Linked DNA regions of Homo sapiens: region 1 is linked to region 2. Evidence: chromatin contacts called from ENCODE Hi-C or POLR2A ChIA-PET data. All regions are on one chromosome and are shown on one strand. The core of a region is the stretch at or near the end of the contact, and the rest is flanking DNA. Distances in the headings are between cores, read along the strand shown. Region 1 holds the start of ZNF185 (zinc finger protein 185 with LIM domain). Region 2 holds the start of MTMR1 (myotubularin related protein 1).

The links. Hi-C counts contacts between places; a loop is a spot of excess contacts on that map. ChIA-PET counts read pairs that join two places held with the same protein, here RNA polymerase II (POLR2A).
Region 1: a loop to region 2 is called in a map of PC-9, with 17 times the contacts of the local background. The contact joins the promoter of ZNF185 here to the promoter of MTMR1 in region 2. A Hi-C loop is called at or near these places in 1 of 168 maps with a recorded cell type or tissue (PC-9). POLR2A ChIA-PET finds 5 or more read pairs at or near these places in 1 of 52 experiments (BJ).

The regions. Positions count from the first base shown.
Region 1 is chrX:152,896,063-152,902,517 of GRCh38, reverse strand. It overlaps ZNF185 (zinc finger protein 185 with LIM domain), which reads right to left and starts at 4,451. Exons shown (of 25, transcript NM_001395254.1): 1 at 4,280-4,451. RefSeq lists enhancers at 308-830, 4,699-5,199.
Region 2 is chrX:150,688,663-150,695,598 of GRCh38, reverse strand. It overlaps MTMR1 (myotubularin related protein 1), which reads right to left and starts at 2,203. Exons shown (of 16, transcript NM_001306144.3): 1 at 1,923-2,203. The coding sequence starts at 2,068. RefSeq lists enhancers at 660-739, 760-859 and silencers at 1,753-1,892, 2,203-2,272.

The sequences.
Region 1 (6,455 bases), core at 3,202-5,701, 2.2 Mb before region 2:
GTTTTATTTTTATTTTTATTTTTATTTCAGTTTAAAGCAGGCACTGCCTGATGTAAGCATTTTCACCAGGGATGCCGGTTCTTGTGATTAAAATCCTTGTGCTTGCTCTCTCCATAGCAACTCTTCGCCACATCAAGCTCTCTGGGAAACTGACCTAGTCATCACAAAGTGGCGTGCTGAGCCAAAGATCACAGGGACTAGACCAAGGGGCCCGGACTGGGTGCCCGAGCTGGGCCTACAGATGGGGCCAAGGCCAGGGACCACCGCCAGCAACCACCAGCAGCCTAGGGCTTGCCCACTGGCCCCAGAGGCTATGTCTCCTCTCTGACCCAGGGCGTGGCTTCAGAGCTCTGCCGCCATCTCAGCAGCAGCAGCCCCAAGGGCAGCTCTGCGGGAAGAGGGATGGCTCAGCGGGCGTTAATGAGTGGGTGAGGAATTGCTCTCTTGGCTGGCCTGGACCCACCTCCCTGCTCCAGGCAGGCACCCTCCCAGTTCCTAGCTCCCTTTTGAGGTGAGAAATGAGCACACTCCCAACAGGAAAAGCCTAGACCGTGTTTCTGAAAGTGGCCTCTGGGACCCTTCGGCAGTCAAATTCCCTGGGAGACACGCTTAAGCTGCAGATTCCTTCCTGCATTCCACCTCCGACATTGAGAGTGATACCCACAGGGCCTCTTGTCTTTTCCTTTTCCAGTCTCTTCTCCACTCAGACCTGTCCCTCCCACTTTGCTGTCAGTTCTCAGTCATTTCTGTGCCCCAGCGCCCAACACAGAAAGTGATCAAGAAAACACCTGCCAAATGCATCAATATGTGTCCCTGAGAGAAGTTAATCTGGCTCAGTTTCTAATCAATGGCACTTGAGCAAGTCCCTCTCTGTGCCTCAGTTTCCCTTTGGAAAAATGAACTGACAACAGCCCTGCCCACCCTCTGACCCATCCAAAGGCTACAAGTGAAGAAAGCTAATGAGAAATGTGGCAAAATGTTAATAGCGGGAATTCAGATAAGGCTTCAGGAGTTCTCTGCACGATTCGTACAACTTTTCTATGAGTTTTAAATCAATTCAAGGTAAAAAAAAAAAAAATTAAAGATAAAAAGTAACAACAGTGCTGGCATGGTGGCACTCGCCTGTAGTGCCAGCTACTCGGGAGGCTGAGGCACGAGGATCGCTTGAGCCCAGGAGTTGGAGGCTGCGGTGTGCTATGATCATGCCTGTGACTAGCCACTGTACACCAGCCTGGGTGACAAGGCGAGACCCCAGCTCTAACAAAAAAAAAAAAAAAAAGTGAAAACAAAAAAGAAAGCGAGTCAGACTTTAGTAGGCATGAGAAATCACCCTAAGAATTAAGTGTTCTTTAGTGAGTCACTTTAAATGTGGGTAGATACTGTTTGCATCATCAGCAGTAATTTCTAAACTGTTTTCCTCAGGTAGGGGCCCACATCCCAGTCAGCATCTCTCTCTCCACCTAGTCCCACTTCACTCCTTGCCACCACAGCCCTGAAGGAGGGCACCATAGTCCTGGCTCAGCTACCTTCCGTGACAGAGCACCTCTGTGCCAGGAACCTAGCACTTGCAGGCACCCAGTGCAGCAGGTGCTCCTGGCTTTAGCCACCCTTCAGTACTGGTGAGAAAACAGAGGCCTCAAGGGGTTGCATGAAGGGCCGAACTTTGCACAACTGGATGGTGGCTGAGCTGGGGTTTGAACCCAGGCTGACCTCTGAGCCATTCTCTTAACCACTAGGCTATGAAGGTGCCACCCTCACCTGCCACACACCTGACCAGGTGTGGGACAGTTCAGCCCCTCCTCCTCTTCCCGGCCTTTGGAAGCAATGATGGCAACCTCTCCTGAGCATCTCTCAGGGACTGGTCCCCTGATGGCACTGCCCTTGTCTTGGCATCAGCCGGTTCACTATGGGCACAGTGGTAACGAATGCAAAGTCCCTGGACTGACCCTAAACATGAGAGCCCAAAGGCCCGGACTGCAAGGGGTTGCCGCACTGGAGAGCAGCTCTCCTCTCTGGCACTGGTCCTGTCCCATGCCGCCAGGGACTGGCAGTGGGGGCAGCCTCAGGGCTCAGCAACAGAAGGAAAGCTTGTGTTACATGTGACCTGGCACCTTATAAGTTGTGGCTTGAAGCAAAACCCGCACCAAAGGGGGCAGTCACCTGTGGAAGCTTGAGTAGGGAAGGAGGAAGGCAGGCTTCTGGCTTCCAGAATGCACCGAGCCAGAATTGGGGGAGTTTGCTTGGCATGCAACTGAAGACAGTTCAGGGAACAAGTGCCGATGCCTATCGTGGCCAGGTCCTGGGCCCAGTGCTAGGGACCCAGAGTCCCTGCCCTGCCAGATCTCAGGAGGCCTTGGGGACACTGGGCAGGAAGACAAGGAGCACAAGTCAGGCTGAGGGAGGCTGAGCTGAGGCGCTGGCTGCCCCTGGCATCACTGGCCTCACGTGGGAAAGGCTTTTTCTGGAGTCTGGACTTGAGCTGAGCAGGAAGTGAGGTGGACAAGCACTGCTGCCATTTGGATTCAGATGGCAACTTCTTACTGACAGATGGCCTCTCTGTCACTCCTCAGGGCAAGGCATGGAGCTGATTTCTCTGTGGGCCCCCATATGCAGGAGCTCAGCAAGAAGTGGTTTATGATCTTTCAGGAGTAACGGGGAGGTTAGACTCCAGCAGCTCCAAAGGACGTGCGGGCCTTGACCTGGTGGCTGCCGAGCTCCTCCTCCTGCTTCCAAGCCCTTCGCCTCCAGGAAGCCTTCCCTGATCTTCCCAGCCAGGGGTGCCTCGCTGCTCCAGGACTGAGGAACCCCTAATGTTTTCATGCTACTCGGAGCTGCAACATCCTAAGTGGTCCTGGGCCACCTCTGTTGCTTGAGTCATGAGTGTCCAGAGGATGGAAATGAACAGATCTTGAGCACCTGCTGCGTGTCTGGCCCTGCACTGAGTGCCTTCCATCAGCTCCACACGGCTGAATGCACAGCATCCAGCCAGGGGCTGGGAATTGCTGGAAGGAGGGGCAGGTGAGAGGGATCTGTTCCTTCCCATCCTGAAGTGGCCTGGGAGCGATGAGGGGAACAGCGGAGGCACCAAGGCCTGCCAGAAGGCTGGCCCCTCATCTGTGCATCTGTGTCTTGGCCACTTGCTGGCCTCTGAGCTGCCCCTTGTTTTTCAGATGAGGAGCGGAGGCCCTGGGAAGGCAGGACCTCTGCAGCTCTGTTCAGGCCTATCAACCTGTGCACCCCTGCCTCCCGCCCCCAGCCAGGTACGACAGCCAGAAGTCTGAAGGGCCATGAGACCAAGGCAGGACTTAGTCCAGGTACTGAAGCCTCAAGCACTGCTGGATGGGGTGTGAGAGGCCCTCTCTCGGGGCTCACAGCTTTGGGGCCTCCCATGATGCCAAGGCTTCGTGCCGACGGCTCAGCAAGAACACAACTCCTACCATGCCTCAGATGTCCCAAAGCCGGGACACACCCACCACCTACTTTATCTGAGTCCCCAGCAGCCCTGGGTGGGAGGCAGCTTGACGTGTCACCCCCTTAAACCGACAGAGTACCCAGGTGTCCCCAGCTCAGAAGTGGCAGATCAGGCAGGAGCACCTGAGCTTTCGGCCTTTTTGTAAGGCAAGGTATCCCTCTGCCTTTCCAAAGAGGACAGACTCTTGGCTCCCTCTGCCCCCATCAAAACAATCCAGCCACAGAGCTGGTGCAGTGCCGATCCTGTCGATAACACCCAGTGACACCTGATTCGGCGCCTTCTGTCTGAGTGTGAGCAGCCACCATCCTCATGGCCCTCCCCAAGATTGCCCTGTACCCAGCACATGCACCTCACAGGCCCCAGGGCGATTGAGGGGATCCTCTGGGTGAGCCAGCCTCTGGGTCTCAGTTTCCTCATCTATAAAATGGGCACAGGGGGACGGAGGGATATGAGATTCCCTGATTCTTAAAGGCCTGCAGTCAACTCTCAGAGCATCCTGGCCCCTCGCCGTTTACTAACAATTAAACCGTGTCTTTCCTAAAGGGCAAGACAGAGGGATCAGGCTGGCAAGGGGGACACTTGCCTCTGTAGGGGACGCTGGCCTCCTCTGCCTGTCAGTCTTTTCACTCACAGCGAAAACCAGAAATCCACTGACTCCCGGGGGGAACCCGAAGAGAGATGCTTGGAGCTGGTAAGGGTTATGGATGGGGAAACTGAGGCCCTGACTTGTCCCCAGCTGGGCACGGACTGGGTGCCCCCCACTGCCTCCAAGCAGGGCCGCATCCAATGGCGACTCGACAGCCCTACCTGGCACCGGTGCCCGGCTCGTGGGGCGGGTGGAGGGTCGGGCAGTCGCAGGGCGCGGGCTCCCTCGGGTGGACGGCGCCCGGCCGGGCCGGGCCGGGCCGGGGAGGCAGGCGCGGGGCGCGGGGCGCGGTGCACAGCGGGGAGCGCGCAGGGAGGCGAGGAGGCGCGGACTGGGCTCCGCCCGCAGGAGAACAAACAGGTTTTCTCCGGCCGCCCGGAGCCTCGCCCCTCGCCCCTCCCCTCGGCCGGCCCCTTCCTCTGCCCCTCCTGGGGTAGGTAGAGGCGCCTGGCACATTCCGCACATTCTCCCGCCAGCGTCCTCCGCCCGCCCGCCCCTTCTCGGCCCCGCCCCGCGGGGCTGCTGGAGAAATCAAGTCTGGGGCTCCCCTTGTCGAGCACGGGGCGAGCTCCAGAAGGCTCTGCCGTGATGGAAAACTTCCAGGCAAATTCCTCCGGGCCCGTGGCCCCCAGGCCGGGAAGCCTCCGCCACGTGAAGGGCCCCCGCTCCTAGTTGCGCGATCTGGCCCCGGCACAGGGCCAACGACTTCCACAGATGCTGTCGGGTTAATTCAGTCGAGAACTACCGTTCCTAGATCCATTTTACAGATGGAGATCCCAGACAGGGGCGGGGAGGGGGGCGGGGGGCTGGCGGCTGAGATCATCCAGGAAGTCCTGCAGGCAGGAAAGGAGGAGAAGAGTGAGGGAGCCGCTCATCGTGGAAGGCCATCCTGGGACGGACCCGGGGCTCACAAGGCACAGCAAACGGGGCTATCTCCCAGGCTGGGCGACGAGATACAGCCAGACTCCCAGAGCCAATGCGGTTTGATGTACCTGTGTCACGCGTTGGTGCTCACCGAGTGCTTTATTGTGTGCAAGGCCCTGGGCTGGGGCTAAGGATGGAGAGAGCATGGAGGAAAGACCCCTCACCCCACGGCCTCCCAAACAGGGAGACAATTAAGCCAGCCCAAGAAATGGCATGGACTTGGCCAGGAGTTGGCCTACCAGGGTGGTAGGCTCAAAAGAATGGACCAGCTGCTTCTCCTTCATCAAGGCCTGCCAATGTGGTGTTTCCATGGCCCTCCAGTCCACCCACTTCTCCCTGTGCCTGCTGCCACCACCCTAGTCCAGACCTGGCCCCGAAGACCAGCCTCCTTGCTGGTGTCCCCCTGCCTCTGGTCTTGCCTTCCTTTCCCTCAGTCTCTACACGGAGGTCAGGTTAAAAGTTCACGTGTGTCAATATGATCAGGTGCTCTCCTGCTTGCAACTCCTCCATGGCTTCCCATTGCTCTCAGGGTAAAAGCCAGACTCCTTGAGACGACCTATCCCTGCAGGTCCAGCCACTCTTCCCTTTGTTCAATACATTACAGCCACACTGGCCTTTTTCCATTGCCTTCTGAATACATCACATGGCGCTCACCTTGGGGTGTTTGCTCCTGCTCCTCGGACTCCCTAAAATGCTCTTCATCCCCGTCGGGCTAGTGAGCTCTTAGTCATTCTTCAAGCCTCCACCCAGTGTCCGGAAAGCCTCCCCTGCCTGCCACCCAGTCGAGCTGATCACTTCCTTCTGTGCACCCCTTAGTTCCCTCAGATGACATCAATCCAGCATAGTGGCTGTCACCCTCTATTGTTCTAGATCCTGAGCTCTGGGAGGGCAGGGCCCCTTCTGATTCATCACTGGGTCACGGAGACCAGCACAGGGCATCCGAAGAATTTGCAGAAGGAAGTGATGGATGGGTGAGTGAGGCTGTGGAAGCTGTCCTCATCCTTTTCTTCTTGGGGTTCATGAGATAGGGAGAAGGCGACCCTGTGTGTGCTTAGGGGGTTGTATATAAAGTCACTTCTGTTCATGTCCGTCTCTTGCCAACAAGCATTTTTCTGCTTCCAATATTGTATGCCCCTGTCTGGTGGCCAGCAACTAACACCTCCCCTCCTCCACTGTGGCTACTGGTGGCCATGGATTTGGCTTGGCATCTTACCTCCTAAACATGTTTACTGTATGACTTAGGCTGTGTCATACTCTTTGTCTGGGTCCCAGTCCTCTTCAAGAGCCCCTAGTTTGAAAGGGTAGAAGGTAGAAGACATCATGATGGGTGAGATGTAGGGCAAGGAAGAGGGAAAAGGCAAACTTGTTCAAGAGCCCTGAGTCAGGGGTGGGGGGCCCAGCTGGAGAGCATGA
Region 2 (6,936 bases), core at 954-3,453:
ATCTCAGCAACACAATTTTCCCACAAGCTAAAATTTTGGAATTCTCCCAGATTCTTCTCTCATACCAACCAACCAATCTTCAGCAAACCCCATTGGCTCTACCCTGCAGGTCTTCAAATTACATGTAGTATCTGACCACTTCTCCCCTCCTCCGCTCCACTCTGGACCACCATCTCACTTGGCTTACTACAATAGCCTCCTACTGACAGTCTCTGCTTCAGCTCCTTCCCCTTTCACTCTATTGTCCACATAGCACCATGGAGAGCCTACTGAAATCTACAACAGATGATGTCACTCCTCTGCACAAAGTCCCCAGTGGCTCCCCATGGCCTCTGAGGCTCTCCACCATCTGGCTCTGTGACTTCTCTAACGTCATCCCTTACTTGTCTCTCCCTAGCTCCCTCCCTGCTAGTGACACCTAGTCTCCTCGCTGATCTAGGAACACTTGGCTCACATTCACCTCAGGGGCTTTGCACAGGCCTCTGACTAGAATACTATCACCCCCAGGTATCTGTATGGCTGGATCCCTCGCCTCTTTGGGGGCATTACTCAAATGTCAGCTTTCTCAGGCTTTCCCTGATCATCAAAATCTCTGAAGGAAACCAGAAGATGAGGCATATTTGGGGGTGACACATTCTGGTCTCCTTTGGCTTCTTAAATGATTCTGATGCATGCCCATCCTGAGTACTTCTGTGTTCGCCTCTACCACCTATCTCATTTATCACATTCGATTTCCACTGTTGGTTGGTTTGTATTCTCCACTAGATGGTAAGTCTAGCAAAATGGTAAGGCAGCAAAAGCCGTGTTGTGCTATTCTCTGAATCGCCCAGACCTCGTGTGTGGTTGAATATTTGCAGATGAGTGAAGTCCTCACCATTTCAAGTGCTGTCTTAGCTGTGACTGGTTTTCAGTGACACTAACCACTTGGGTGATTAATTTATTAAAATATATTGTAATTACACTGAGGTAGAAACAAAAGTGAAGGGAATGTTTCTTGTTTCTGTGCTTTTGGAAACTCCCAAAAGTTTGGCACAATGGGATGACCAAGACAGGCAGGAATGGGCATGTAAAACTGACTGAGCTACATTCCAACAGTGCATGCTGCCTGAGTGCACTCTGGTGTCAGGGAAATGGCCAAGTTGTGGGAAAACTGGATGTTCCGGGTTACACGATAGGCCATCTCTTGTCGTCGGAGGAGGCGGTGGCCCCTCCCAGTTCGACACGGTCACTTTATGTTTCTAACTGATTTCTCTTAGTTCTGCAGCTGCCTCAGAAGCAGTAGGCTTGCTTGTGTGTTCATGAAAACAATAAACTGGTTCCCTCAAAGTGTGAAGAACTGAAAGTAAATGGTTCTGTTTTCTTGCCTCCTGAGCAGTTTGGACGTTTTCCATCTCAGATTTTTGCCTCGATCTGCACCAGCTCCCACGCCCGCGGGGTCCCATCTCCCCGTCCTCACTCCCAACCCCCCATCAAAGACCCTAAGCAGCCACAGCAGAATTGGGGTCTTAAAACCACACGAGGCAAGGTGATGCTAGAAGAGGAGAGCCCGGGTGGGATCTCCCTCCCAAGAGGATTGGTGGCCTGGGCAGGGACAGCCAAGCGATCGCCAAGGGCAGCAGGTGGCGGCGCCGGAAGTGGTTTGACAGCTGCGAAGCCCCTCCCGGGGTTCCAGGAGCTGGGGCTCTCGGGGCGGAAGTGAGCCAGGTGCGCGGCCCGCAGCAGGTCCGAGGGCAGCAGTCCCCGGATGGGGCGCTGAGGTTTCCGGGGGTGGGGGGGAGGAGGGCCCAGAGGGGATGAAGAGGGGCCGCCCACCCCGCCACCGCCAGGCCCTGCGCAGCGCGCGGGGAGGGGGCGGGCTGGCCTCGCGCGGGGCCCTCGGGAGTCGGGGCGCGGGAGGCCGGGGCAGCCCGGGCCCCGCTTACCTGTCCAGGGTCTCCACGCTGGGCTGCCGGGAGCCGGCGGTGGCGCCCCCCGCGGCCCGAGGAGGCCTCCTGCCGCCCGCCGGCCCCGGGTTCGGGCCCCCGCCGCCCTCGCAGCCCGCCGCCGCCGCCGCCGCCGGCCTGTCCATGGCGCGCCGAGTCCTGCCGCCTTGGGGAAGCCGCCGTCGGGACGGGAGCGGCGGCCGGGAAGGTTTCGCTGCTTGCCTCCTGCCGCCCGCTCTATACCGCCCGCCCGCCTCAGGCGGCCGCCGCCATTAGCTGTCACCTGGCGGCCCCGCGTTACCCACAAGGCCGCGCGCGCGGGGGTCGGGGGGCGGGAGCGGGGGCGGGGAGGGCGGCGCGCGGGGCCGGCGCCGGGAACCCCCACCTCGCCCAGCCCCACCTGGGCGCTCGCCCACGGAGCCTTACAGCGGGGATCTGGGACCTCCTGCTCCAGCGACCTGGGTGCGTACAGAGCCACTGGGGTTCGGAATCCCCAAACGGATTATGCGTAGCGTGCTTCACTCTATAGTCACACCGGGTTGACTGCAGAGACGTGGGGTGTAAAAAGAAGTTTGAAGACATTCAAGTATCAAAAATGATTTCCCACCTCAGTTGTCCTTCCCGGAAAAGGTATAGAACAGCTCAAGCTCCCTCGGTCTTGACATCTTGAAGCAGGAGCAATTCCGTGCATTTTAGCAATTCCTCCCCACCCCATTCTTCCCTCCACTCTCCCCCTCCATACGCACCCCGCCGCCCCGCCACAAACCCACCCCCTTGCCATCTGTAGGGCAACCAAGTGTTCTGATGCCGCCCTCGGAGCTTCCGCCCATGGTTTATGTTAAGAGTAACATTTAACTTCTGTTGATTAAAAAATCACTGCTATGAACATCAAGCCAATATCTTGGTGAGGCATTTAGGACATTTGCTTTCTGGGCTAGATTTATTTCCTTGCTCATTTTGTTTGGGTTCGAATATCCAACAGCTCATCCCCTCTCACCTCACCCCTGATTAAGTTGGGAGTGGGTGTGTGGCTCGTGATTAAGCCTCTTTGCCTGTGATTGCTCTGGGTGTAGACAGGAGGCCTGCGACCCAGGTCTGGAAAAGAAGATATAAAGGGAACAATTTGCTCACTGTTAAAAGGCAGATCTGCAGACAGGGAGTTACTCATGCCCATCCCAGACCCATCCTGCCCCACCAGCTTAATAACTTCAAACTGAACTTTGAGGATATGATGCCTGAAGCCCCGACAGCCATCTTACGCACAAGAGGAGGTGAGCCTGGGGTAAGAAGATGACAGAGTGAGGAGGGCTAGGAGGAAGGAAAGGAAGATCCCCAGACAATAATAGCTCCTATCTCACACTGGAGAATCACCGACTGCAGGTTGCTGGCTTTCTAAAATTATTAAATCAAATGGTTAACCCACTGTTATGGACTGAATGTTTTCATCCCCCTGAAGTCCATATGTTGAAGCCCTAATTCCCTGTGTGATGGTATTTGGAGATGGGGTCTTTGAGAGGCAATTAGGTCATGAGGGCCAAGCTCTAGTCTGATGGAACTGGTGCTTTTTAAGAAGGGTCACCAGAGAGCTTGATCTCATGCACTCACATGCACACACTGAGAAAAGGCCGTGTGAGTACACAGCAAGAAGGTGGCCATCTGCAAGCCAGGAACAGAGCCCTTACTAGGTCCCTGCTGGACACTTAATCTTGGACTTTCCAGCCTCCAGAGTTGTGAGAAAATTTCTGTTGTTTAAGCCACCCAGTCTATGGTATTTTGTTTTGGCAGCCTAAGCACACTAAGACACCCACTTTTAGTTGGGTATTTTGTTACAAGTAGCTGCAAGCATCTTAGCTGTGCTGAGAATTGTCAGAAAGAAAACAGTGCAACTTTAAGCATATTTTAAGTACCATATTCTTTAAGAAACATTAGGCCAAAGAGGAATTCACTGTGACACTGTCATACTTCCAATTCAGTTAAGTACACTTAGGATTTAGAGGACAGAGATGAATCTGACATATCCCTGCCTAAGATGTTCACAATCCAGTGAAGGGGACAGACAAATTAACAATGACATTACAAGTTGGCAAGTGCTATAATGGGGACAATTGCACAGGATGTGGAACACCTACCCCAATCCATAGGAGAAGAGGAGGTCAGGAAAACTTCCCCAAAAAGGTGACATAAAACTGAATCTTTAAAGATGAGTAAATCCTTGATGAGGCAAAGGAGTCAAGTTATTCCAGGCAGAAGGCACAGTTATGGGCAAAGGTGTGGATTAGTAGGTATATTAATCTGTTTTGCTTTGCTGTAAAGGAATACCAGAGACCTGGTAATTTATAAAGAAAAGAAGTTTATTTTGGCTCACAGTTCTGCAGACCGTACAAGAAGCATTGTGCTGGCATCTGCTTCTGGTAAGGGCCTCAGCAAGCTTACAATCATGGTGGAAGGCGAAGAGGAAACAGGCATGTCAAATGGTGAGAGAAGGAGCAAGTGAAAGGTGAGGGAGGCACCAGACTCTTTCAAACGACCAGCTCTTGCATGAACTCATAGAACGAGGATTCACTCATTACCACGGGGAGGGCACAAAGCCTTTCCTGAGGGGTCCACCTTCAGGATGTTCACAATCCAGTTTGCAACCCAGACACCCCTTACTCAGCCCCAACTCCAACATTAGGGCTCACATTTCAACATGAGATTTGGACGGCACAAACATCCAAACTCTATCTGTAGGTTAAATAGCTTATTATGTGCAAGAGAATGCCAAGAAATCGAGTGTTACTGGAGCATAAAGTCAGACAAGATAAGTGAGGATCTGGACTGGTGGTAGGCCAAGAAGTTTGGGCTTTGTTCTGCAGCTCACCAGATCTCAAATGTTAGTGTGCAAGAATCAGCCCCAGTCTGCATTTTCAGCAAATGCTCCCATGATTCTGATGCGGGGCTTGCTGCACTTGGAGAAATACTATTGTATAGTCCCCCATCTACGTCCATTTGATAGATTGTGCTTCCAAAGACTGCTGCAATAATATCCCCCATCCCACACACTCTTTTGCAAGGTGATCTTACCACTCATACATCAAGAGGTGGATTCTGTTTACCTTCTCCTTGAATGTGGACTGGCCCTGTAACCCCTTTGACCAATAGAATGTAGCAGAGGTGATGCTGTATAATTTCCAAGGCTAACCCTTAAGGGATTTGCAACTTCCAGTTTGCTTTCTGTGCATACTCCTTCTTGGAAGTCAGCTGCCATACTCTGAGGAAGCCCAAGCAGCCACAGGGAGAGGCCCATATGGAAGAGAACCAAAGCTCTCAGCCAATAGCCCTAGCTGAGTTCCCCAGGCAGCATGGCCAGAAGCCAGCACTAACTGCCAGCTATGTGAGTGAGGCCATTTCAAGCCTTTCAGTCATTCTGGTGGCCTAGCCAACACCACATGAAGCTGATGAATCATACAATTGACTCACAGATTTTTGAAAACTAATGAATTATGGTTTTAAGCCACTAGGTTTTGGGGTGATTTTTTGTGCAGCAATAGAGCACCCAAGCATTGCTCTTGATGAATGATCCAGAGAAGTAATCCCCTACCTGCTCAGCTCCCTTCCCCATTCAGCTATAGGAATCCATGCACAAATCACAGCCACACTCCAAGGAGGGTACTCCACAGTAGTAGGTCAGAAGCTGTTATAATCTAAGATTTTACCCTACTAGCAAGCTGAAAATTTAGTTGATCACCACACTCTAACACTCTGAGAGAAAATATAAAGCCTCTGGATCCGAAACAAAGACAGTTTATTATTCACAGCAAAATCAGCAGCCACAGCAATATCTTGGATCTGCATCCTGAACCCCAGTCTCTACAGGGTGGCATGCTGTTCTGCAGTGCAACCTTGCCACTCTTACATTAAGAGGTGGTATCGGCTGGGCGTGGTGGCTCACGCCTGTAATCCTAGCACTTTGGGAGGCCGAGGTGGGCAGATCACCTGAGGTCAGGAGTTCAAGACCAGCCTGGCCAACGTGGCGAAAGCCCATCTCTACTAAAAATACAAAAATTAGCCGGGCGTGGTGGCACATGCCTATAATCCCAGCTACTTGGGAGGCTGAGGTAGGAGAATCGCTTGAACCCAGGAGGCAGAGGTTGCAGTGAGCTGAGATCCTGCCACTGCACTCCAGCCTGGGCGACAGTGCGAGACTCCGTCTCAAACAAAACGAAACAAAACAAAACAAAAACAGGTGGTACCTATTTCCCCTCCTTTTGAATGGGGGCTGGCCTGTAACTGCCTTTGACCAATAGGAGGCTAGATAGTATCTGCACATGTAATGGGATACACCACAGGAGAGAAAACCCCAACGCAGGAAACTCTGGCTACTAGTGACCTACCCATTCTCCCCTGCAGGGAGAGAGATTACTCGTTACCTTGGAATGAATGATCAGATGTAAACAAATGTCCTTTGTGGAGATTTACATTTACTACCCTGGATTGGAATGTCTCCTCATACCAACTTTACTAACGTGGCTGTAAATGTATTTCCTCAGAGAACCCTGACCATGCTGAAACCGGAGATAGTCATGGTGAATTGTCTCCAAACACACACAGGCCCTACCACCCCCTTCTGCCCACATGGGGGTCTAGTCATAGTTGCTGGGCTGACTATACTGCATTCCTAGAAATCACTCTAAGAGGACAGGCACATGGTTTTTGTATGCCACCTGGAGCTGGAGTTGTGTGGTGGGAGGCAAGGTGAAGAGTGACTTCTCAGGCCCGTGGTGATGCTCACCAGGAAACAGGAAAGGCCTCCTTTGAATGCCCAGCTGCACTCTGCAGTTCCTGCTGGGGAAGTGGGAAATGTATATGAGTATGCTGCATGTTTGTGACATGTTTATGCATGTTTATGCCATGTTTATGTAGAAAGTAGTAGTTTTCAAAATTACACGCATGAAAATGACTTGGGACATCAATTAATGTGCAGATTCATGAGCTTCACCACAGAGAATCTGAAAATTTAGTAGTTAGCTAGGGT